Linked DNA regions of Homo sapiens: all the other regions are linked to region 3. Evidence: chromatin contacts called from ENCODE Hi-C data. All regions are on one chromosome and are shown on one strand. The core of a region is the stretch at or near the end of the contact, and the rest is flanking DNA. Distances in the headings are between cores, read along the strand shown. Region 1 has its middle 8.1 kb from the start of ITGB6. Region 2 holds the start of GCA (grancalcin). Region 3 holds the start of LINC01806 (long intergenic non-protein coding RNA 1806).

What was found. A loop is a pair of places that touch in the nucleus more often than their neighbours do. Pooled maps may share reads with other maps.
Region 1: a loop to region 3 is called in a map with no recorded cell type, with 36 times the contacts of the local background. The contact joins the enhancer-like site here to the promoter of LINC01806 in region 3. A Hi-C loop is called at or near these places in 2 of 37 single-sample maps with no recorded cell type.
Region 2: a map of naive thymus-derived CD4-positive, alpha-beta T cell shows a loop between it and region 3 (4-fold over the local background). The contact joins the promoter of GCA here to the promoter of LINC01806 in region 3. A Hi-C loop is called at or near these places in 1 of 168 maps with a recorded cell type or tissue (naive thymus-derived CD4-positive, alpha-beta T cell), 1 of 37 single-sample maps with no recorded cell type and 8 of 50 pooled maps.

What each region holds. Positions count from the first base shown.
Region 1 is chr2:160,206,871-160,209,840 of GRCh38, forward strand. No RefSeq gene overlaps it. Among named protein-coding and RNA genes, the nearest start is that of ITGB6, 8.1 kb to the left of the region's middle. RefSeq lists enhancers at 2,699-2,788, 2,929-2,970. Within about 2 kb of position 1,346, at least 29 of the 41 ENCODE cell types and tissues checked have a DNase peak (open chromatin) inside an H3K27ac peak, as active enhancers do.
Region 2 is chr2:162,342,726-162,345,425 of GRCh38, forward strand. GCA (grancalcin) reads left to right here and starts at 1,407. Exons shown (of 8, transcript NM_012198.5): 1 at 1,407-1,550. The coding sequence starts at 1,524. RefSeq lists enhancers at 964-1,193, 1,046-1,215 and silencers at 1,244-1,393, 1,634-1,713.
Region 3 is chr2:161,243,163-161,246,153 of GRCh38, forward strand. LINC01806 (long intergenic non-protein coding RNA 1806) reads left to right here and starts at 1,577. Exons shown (of 2, transcript NR_110164.1): 1 at 1,577-1,733. The region is part of intron 3 of PSMD14-DT (PSMD14 divergent transcript); the gene reads right to left. RefSeq lists enhancers at 1-6, 27-136, 1,366-1,425, 1,373-1,873 and a silencer at 1,856-1,965.

The sequences.
Region 1 (2,970 bases), core at 96-2,595, 1.0 Mb before region 3:
GGGGAGAGTGTTTATCTCTGAACACTTTACTTTTGAGACTATGAAAAAGGGATAATATCCACCTTTCAGTAATATGGCGAAGATTTCATTACACCATTTTGGGATGAGTCCAGGTTTTGTGGGGCCTAAAGATTATACCTTTTGGGAGGCCTTCTTTAAGAAAAGAAATGCAGGCCAGATGTGGTGGCTCACACCTGTAATCCCAGCACTTTGGGAGGCCAAGGCAGGTGGATCATTTGAGGTCAGGAATTCGAGACTAGCCTGGCCAACATGGTGAATCCCCATCTCTACAAAAAATACAAAAATTAGTCAGGCATGGTGGCACGTGCCTATTGTCCCAGCTACTTGGGAGGCTGAGGCAGGAGAACTACTCGAACCCAGGAGCAGAGGTTGAAGTGAGCCAAGATTGCACCACTGCACTCCAGCCTGGGCAACAGAGCGAGATCTCTCAAAAAAAAAAAAAAGAAATGCAAAACTGGAAATAAATCATGTGTGAAAGTGTATATTTATTTCAAATCAGGGGGGAAAACCCATGACAACAGATTACTGAAAGCTTGAAAATTCCAGTCTCTTTGTTTCTTAACATCACCTCAGGCACTTCACCAGAAATGCTTTCTAAAAAACGCTTCCCGATGGTAATCTGGCTTCCATCCCACCTGGAGCCACCCGCAGCTCCCAGATACTCCCAGGCACCTGTGCACACTGGAGCCTAGGTTGAAGCTCTCTCAGTTTCCTGTAAACCCTCCTTTGGTTTCACTTGGGATGCATGTTTATTGTTGCTCATTTTAGTGAGAACTTACCAAGTGCCCGGCATCATTCAATATTGTATTAGGGTAGCCCTATTTTGTTCTCACAAGGCCCCAATAAAATGGGGACTATTCTATTTTCATTTACCAGATAAGGAAACTGAGGCATGGAAAAGTTACACAACTTTCCCTCACTGCTCAGAAAACAGGGCCCTGGAGACAGATCGCTACCCTCCCACCTGAGTTCAGAATCACCCTGCAAACCGCCTCCTGGTAGATAAGAGATGTACAAAGAATCATCAAAAAGATGCCAACAAGAAGTGAAATTCCACGAGGAACTTGAAAAATATGTTCGCCTGTCTATCTCAGGGCTCTGGTTCCAGCTCTAGCTCTGTGTCTAGTGATTTCCTTTTGGGTTTGTTTGTTGCTTATCCTGTAGATCATTGGCTGCCAAAAATGAGACAAAGATGTGGTCCTGGATTGTACCATCTTTCTCTGCTTTAAAGTCAGTACAAATCACTTAAAAACAAAATGAAACAAAACATGTTGCCTGGCCCTTCAGGGGAAGCTGAGCCTGCTGGTCAGGAGCCAGGGCCTGGCATTGAGTCCAGGAGAGCACGACTGTGGGCATTTCCTGTGGTCGGGAGATGACTCAGGATGAACTCCGGCCTCTGAGCCACAGGCAGCCCCGGCACTTCACAGTTACCACCCACACCCCACCCTACTCTGGAGCCTGGCAGTCACACTGCCAGCTACAGGGAGCCTGTCCTGTGAGTTAGGCCTGCTCCAGAGGCCCATGCAGTCAGGGTTCAGAAATTATATTGAAGTCTAAAAGAATTGAACTCTTTCTGTCTTTTAGTTTGTGGAATAAATCCAAAGACGAGATTTTCCAGAAAAATACCATTGGATGTGAATTTATTCTGAATTGACTCTGAGAACTAGACTCGTTAGGCCCCTTTTTCCTATCTGTGAAACAAATAGCAAGACGTCACATGAACAAACACTGATTGCCGAGTGGTTCACTCATTCACAGCTTGCAGAGCTGCTGAGCCTTCTTTTTTCATTTACTCATTTATTGCTTCAGCAGCCGCCTGTGGAGACCCCACAATGGACCAGGCACTGTTCTGAGAGCACAGTGTTGATTAAAACCGACAGGGTCTCTGCCTCATGGAGCTTACATTCCAGTGGGAGAGACAGACAAGAAACACACGAACAAATAAAGATGTCAGATGGTAACAAATGCTGAGAAAAATAAAGGATGGCAAGGGGTCAGAGAGTGGCCAAGGTGGGGTGGCCAGCAAAGCCTCTCTGCTCAGGTGGTGTTTAGGCATAGCCTTGGGGAAAGGAGGGAGGGCATCGCAGGGCTCTCTGGAGGACAAGCAGTCCTGCCTGTGGGAAGAGCAAGTGCAAGGTCCTGGTACGGGATGGTTTGTGGACAAGCAAGGTGGCGAGCGAGGCTGAAGCAGAGTGAGTAGGTGAACTCAAGGAGTCCAGAGGAGATGAGCCAGACAGGCAAAGGGAAGAGGGCAGCTCATGAAGGAGGGGTGGGTTCGGGGGGGCGATGGTCAGGGCTCCAGATTTGTATTCTGAGTGAGAAGGGAAGCTTTTATGGAGTTTTGGTTGGACATGATGTAGCTTATAAGGTGGCAAGTATGCACAGACTATAAGACGATAAGGATGGAAGCTGGGGGGCCTTATTGCAGGCTGTTTCAGCAGAGATTATGACAGCTTGGTCTATGGTGGGAGTAAAGGAGGAAGTGAGAAGTGTTTGGATTCTGGATATATTTCCAAGATAGACATGATTTACAAACAGATTCCTCATAGGGAGGGAGAGAAATCAAGGGATCAACGATGACTCTAGCAGTTATTGAGGCCCTGAATCAATAACCCCACCATCACCACCAGGGTTCTCCAGCTGTTTCAGAGAGAGAATACCATCTGCTCATCAGCAGAGTCATCGGGAGCTCTAATCTGCTCTAACAACTTGGAGGGTCATGAGGAGTCATAACTCTGCAAAAAGCATTCCATGGTAGAACCAGAAAGGTCTGAACTATGCAGGCCAGTGCTGTATGGAGACTGTTTGTATGCTGTGTTAACATTCCTTCAGTCCAGTGGAGGTCTGATTAGCCAGCATCTTCTGTTCTGGAATTCCCCATGACTTTTTGGTTGCAAAAGAAAACCTGGAAAATCCCTGTGGTCCTCTAGTTCTCTCTAGCTGTGCTGA
Region 2 (2,700 bases), core at 157-2,656, 1.1 Mb after region 3:
CCACAGAATCAGACTAACATTGTAAATGTAAACACTCAATCCTTCCTAAGCAGTTCTTTGAATATGTAGTTAATCCGTTGGAATAAAATTTTGCAATGGTTTGTTCTTTCTAGCGCTTTATCATTTGATACCTTCATAAGCCATGCATTTTTCCCTTTTGCCACGTAGGTTTTACCCTTCCCCTCTATTTATTTATGCCAATAATTTAACCTTAGTGGCTTAAGTATTTCTTACAGCATTGAAGGAACTTACAGACACTTTCCCAAGAGTAGCTAGGACATCGGCAATCTTCCTTTCTCTCTGCTGTTTCCTCTGAGAATTGTTTCACAAGGTCCAACATCCTCTTCTGTAGCATAGCTGAACAACAGATACTCAGCTCTGCAAGGCTGATTTCCTTTGTGAATAGTTAACATTTTTTTGATAGCCTTATTTTTAAGAAACATGTTAGCCCTTCTCTTGTTCTTCAGAGATAACTCAAAATAATATCATTTGGTTTTTTCATTTGTTCATAAGCCAAAGCTACAGCTGCCTTGTCCTTTTAAAGTCAGAGCTACAAAATTCATTTGAGTTCCAGAGATAAATCAGACTTGTCCATTGCTATTACTTAATAAGCCAAAGTAATTGAACATTTAACAAGAGTTTGCCCAAAGGCTGAGTCAGATTATATACAGGACACCGTCTATATTATCAGTGTATAAACAGCAAATAAGTTTTTAGTGTATGTTCACGTCCTGTGCAATATTTGGGACATACTTACACTAAAAAAGTTTATTTGGAAATCAACTTTAACTAGATATCCTGTTTATTTGCCAACATGCCACAATTCAGGTCACCATTTATCTACCAAACAGAATCAATAACCTGTTCGTCCAATGTGGCCTCAAGTGGGTTTTGGCGCAGAAGCACTCCTCCTGGACCACAGGTGTGGTCCTGGTTGCAAAGTTTTGATGTGACATCAACACTACACAAAAGTAAATGTAACTGCAAAATTTTGAAATTCACAGATGGGTCTTTGAAGTCCAGCTCAAAAGCGTGGAGGGCTGGTTAAAATAAGTCACAGACTTGCCGGTTTGGGGTTTCTAGAAAGAAAAGTAACTTGAGGAGTTGAAGGCTTGTAGAAGACCTTTCCACAGAGAGTGGGAATTCCGTTGCAGCAGCCAAGGCTTCTTCGGGATTTAGAAGGAGAGCGCGCGAGAACCTGAGGGAGCCAGTAAGAGTCGAGCAGGGACTGGAGGGCTCCCGATGGGGTGTAGCCAATCAGGGCAGAGATGGGTGGGGCTAGGCTGCGGGAAGGGGCGGACTGCAGCTGAGTTGGCTCCAAAGTGTGGGACTCAGCCAATCGGAACCGTGCAGGGCGGGGCTGGCCTGCGGAAGGGGGCGGGTTCGGAGGAGTGAACTGTGCGGTTAGTGCGCCTTTCAGCCTCACCTGCAGCTGCGCCTCCTTGCACCTGCGCCTGTGCTTTTTCTCCCAGCACTGCGGACGCGACTCGAGGGTGACGCTCGCTCCGCTCGTCCCGCTCGTCATGGCCTACCCGGGATACGGAGGAGGGGTGAGTCCCAGCCGCTTGGTCGTGTCCCTCTTCCTCGCGGGGTGTGGCGCCCCCGGGGGCGGTGCCAACGTGCGGGTCCGCCCTTGGCTCCTGCTCCCTGCGTCCGCGCCTGGTACTCGGCGGCGCCGGATTCCGGGGCTGTTGGGGGCCAGGGCCTGGGCGAGCATTGATCCTGGGCTGACTTGGAGCCGCAGGTTTTCTGGTCGTTGAGGACCCTCGAGGAGCGTCCTGGTGGAGCCGAGGGAGTAATGTGTGTTTGGAAATTTATTTCCTGGAATGGAGGAACAAGCCACCCTCTTCTTGTTCCAGTAATCGTTTGTGGTACTTCCCTCCCCCGCCCCCCACTCAGTGTTGCTAGAGATCCTCTTTTTGAATTTCCTGACCACTTCTTGTTCTTTAAGTTCCTTATGAATAAATTAAGGTGTACGGTAAATAACTCCTAATCTTTACTGTTATACGAAGGGCAATCTGTTCTAGACTCCCCCGCTCGCCCCCAGGCGGGGGGAAGTTACTCTTTGTTATAACTTTTATCCTGCATCACCTTTGGGAGTTGCAAGTTATAATCGTAGAGTCCTGGTGGCTAGCCCCTTCTTTTCAGAAAGGAGCCCAAACCTTTAGTATCGATGTCAGTGATCTACACGCTGTGTTAACAGAGTTAACAGTAGTTTGATCCATTGCGGTGTGGGTAGAATATAATATATTTTCTATTTGTTTTTTACCTAAAAAGAGAAATTGTGTTTTACTGATTTTAATATAGGACTTGACTTTGGGCTATGGTTGTGGTCTTCAAAAGAGTTACTCCTACCCCTTGGAGTTCATGGTGGTGGTGGTGGTGGTGGTGGTGGTGGTGGTGGTGGTGGTTGTGGTTGTGGTTGTTGTTGTTGTTTTAGGATATGAATTTCCAGGTCCTCAACTTCCACACATACTTGTTCCTAAAATTGATTTGCTTTCCTTAAGACTTGCCTCAATCCCCTCTGGCACCGTCCACTTTGTAATGCCTATGCCTCCTCAGTCCTTAAATTTAGGAAGGAAGTTTAAGGTACCTAAGGAAAGTAAAGCCCCTTCGAAGATTAATCAAGATAGCATAAACCTGTGGGTCTTTAAAAACGTCCCTAGCGTATACGTATTTTCATTTGGTTGAAGCTATCTG
Region 3 (2,991 bases), core at 327-2,826:
TCTGAATTCTAGGTTAGAGTTTGTCTGGGGGAAACAAAATAGCTAACCAGCACGAACTGGAAGTGAGCTTATGTATTTTCTAAAACTATTGATCTGGAACTAAAACATTATCTAAACCAACCAAATACTTCATTTGGTTCCAGACCTGGCCTTCACTGTCTGGAGATGGCTGTGCAGCTCAGAAGGAAGTCTCGGCCTTATATTATCTTCCCCTGAGAGTATTGGTGAATCAACTCTGAAAACAGCACTCATTAGACAAATAGTTTCTCCATTTGCAGCTGTTAAATAGCTCTACCCGCCAGTGATAAAGGGGCATCCTGTGTGGGTGTACTCAGACCTCTTCAAGCAACTGGCTTAAAAGGAAGGCTAGCTCACTGGGGATCCAAAGTATCAGTAAGGGTGATAAAGCTTGCTTGAAAAAGCTCTCTCTAACTGGGGCTGGGGAAGCAATGCAAGCAGCAGGCTTTCTCCAGAAAGCAGCTTTCTAACTCCTCACCCTCTCACACACACTTCAATATACAAAGACCCACTGTTTTGTTGCGTTTTTCCTGAGGTTTTACCTTTGGCACTGCAAAAGCCTTTTCTTTCAGCATCTGCAAGACCCTATTGGATGAGATCTATTTCTAGGTTAAAGCCTTTGATACATTTCAAAGCAGACTTTGCCTTTAAAGTTCTCAACTCAACTCTTTTTTTTTTTTCAAAATATACTAAATACCAATGGGTAACGTGGCTCTATAGTCAAGGTTTAGAAAAAATATATGCACTAATGCCGACATGGGAACCACTGTAACTGACATTCCACTTGCAGACATGCTAGGGTACGCTCTACCGGCTAGGGAGGGAGGGTTTCTGTGGGCCAGACCCAGTCAGCCAACCTTAGGAAAGGAACCCGGCTCCATTTCCTAGTGAAGTGGCAACAATGACTGTCATTTCCTCCTCAAATATAATGTAAGGACATTTCCAAGTCGCTTCAGTCATTTCTTCCTCCTCCACCCTACCATGTGCTTACAAAAGTATGCTGTAGGAGAAACTCAATTTCTTTTTCCAGGCAAGGTTCCATTAAACATGTCCCCAATAACCTGATTACATCAGACAATGAGCCTTCCTTCTTATATGATTTCTTCAGCAGAATGTTTTTTAGTTAGAATTGCCAGATTTAGCCAATAAAAATACAGGATGCCCAGTTAAATTTTTTGAATTTCAGGTAGATAACAATTTTTTACTCTAAGAATGCCCCATGCAATATTTGGCAACCCTATTTTTAACATCACATAGACTATATAAATATGAAGCTGAATCTTAGCAGATTCTCTCCTAGTTTGGGGCTGGGGAAGTGGTTAGGTGTGGAGCTAATATTTACTCTTTTTCCGCCCGTAATTTTCTTTCTTCCGTTCTCCTTCCGCAAGGAACGTCTTGGGGCTTCTCGAACATCTCTCAGCATTTACTGTACGCCCCCCTCCCCTCGCTTTTGCTGATAAAATGGTTGGTGTTGTGTTTAAAGTGTTTATAAAGTCTCCTCCGTGATAACGCGAGCGTTTAAGAGAGAGAATTCTAGGCACACCTCTTCCTCCCCTCCAGAGTGCCCCGGCGTCTTTCTAGCCTCCGCCTCCAGGCGGGTGAGGAGGTGACACCTGAGAATTCCTCCCTCTCACCCCTGACCCTGCCGGAAAGCGAAACTGAGATGCGGGCATTGGGCCCTGGGAAGCGTGGGGAAGGGGAAAGGAGAAAGCCAGGTGGGTTTTTAGGTCCCTTCCAGTGCCACACTGCGGGGCGTTGAGGGGCCGCTCGAGGCAGGCCCTTCCATGAGGCCTGGACTGGAGGCCTTCTCTAGCCGCCGGCGCTGGCCTGGGCCGCCTGCCGCCACGCAGGGGCCGCGCGCCTGGGCCCCAGGGCCCCTTTGCCGGCGGGAGGCCGGGGGGACCGACTGCTCTTGGCGCCCGGGGTCGGGGGAGGCCGGGAAACCTCGGCTCCCGGGCGACAGGCACCCAGGCCCTTCTCAGCCCCCCGGCCGCGGCCGCGCCGGGCCTCGCTTCAGCCGGGCGATTCTTCCCCTCATTTGTTGCATTGTTTGCATTAATATGAATATCTTGTTCTGTTTGTTTTGTCTCCTGAGAGCCAATAAAGCTGTGAGTTTTTTCATTACACCAAATGCAGCTCTACGGGCGATCAATCAATGGGTAGTCTTCGGATAATCTGTGAGAGTGAGAAATCTAATAAAGCTAGCGACTAAAAAAGGAAAACAAAATCTATTTTTCTCTTAGGTTAACTACGTCAGGATTAATGTGTTCCACTTCTGCTGCCTGAGGTGGGTTTAACTCTTGTTCTTTCCCCCCCACCCACCCCAACAAATTGATTTAAATGTCAAGATGGGAGGGGAAGAGGGCTGAGGAAAGAAAGAGAAAAGAAAAGGGATGTTTAGGAGCTTCTTAAATTTTCTGATGGTTGGCCGATTCTTTCAAGAAGAGGAAAGACAATACTTTCTAACGTCCCAGAAAATCAGAGAAATGGAGGATTCTAACAAAATGTAGTTTGGCAAAGAGGCCCTTCCTCAGTTTTCCGAACAGACAGGAAATGTAAATTGATAATGACGTAAATAAGTGATGATAATAAATCAAGTTATTATTAGTGCCCCCTGCCCCATCACTTGTTTGCTTTTGCTAGATGCTAAACTTAACTCCTCAAATGCATTTTTTGGAAGGCCCCTCAACCATCCTGAGCAATGCAGGAAATAAGAGAAAGATCATCTGCCTGGGCTGCTGCAGTTCTCCTCACAGCACAATGCAACCAAAATCATTTATAAACAGACAAAAATAACAATCTGAATTATCTAACATTAGCAGTTGAACTGAAGAGCCCAAGATTATGTGATGAATTGTTAAATTGCAGTAGCATTGTTTTGGATTGCTAATTAAAAAAAATAAGCAAACCCCATGACTCTAGATATGACAACTGAAAATACCCACAAATTATTTAATAAATGAAGTGTCTAAC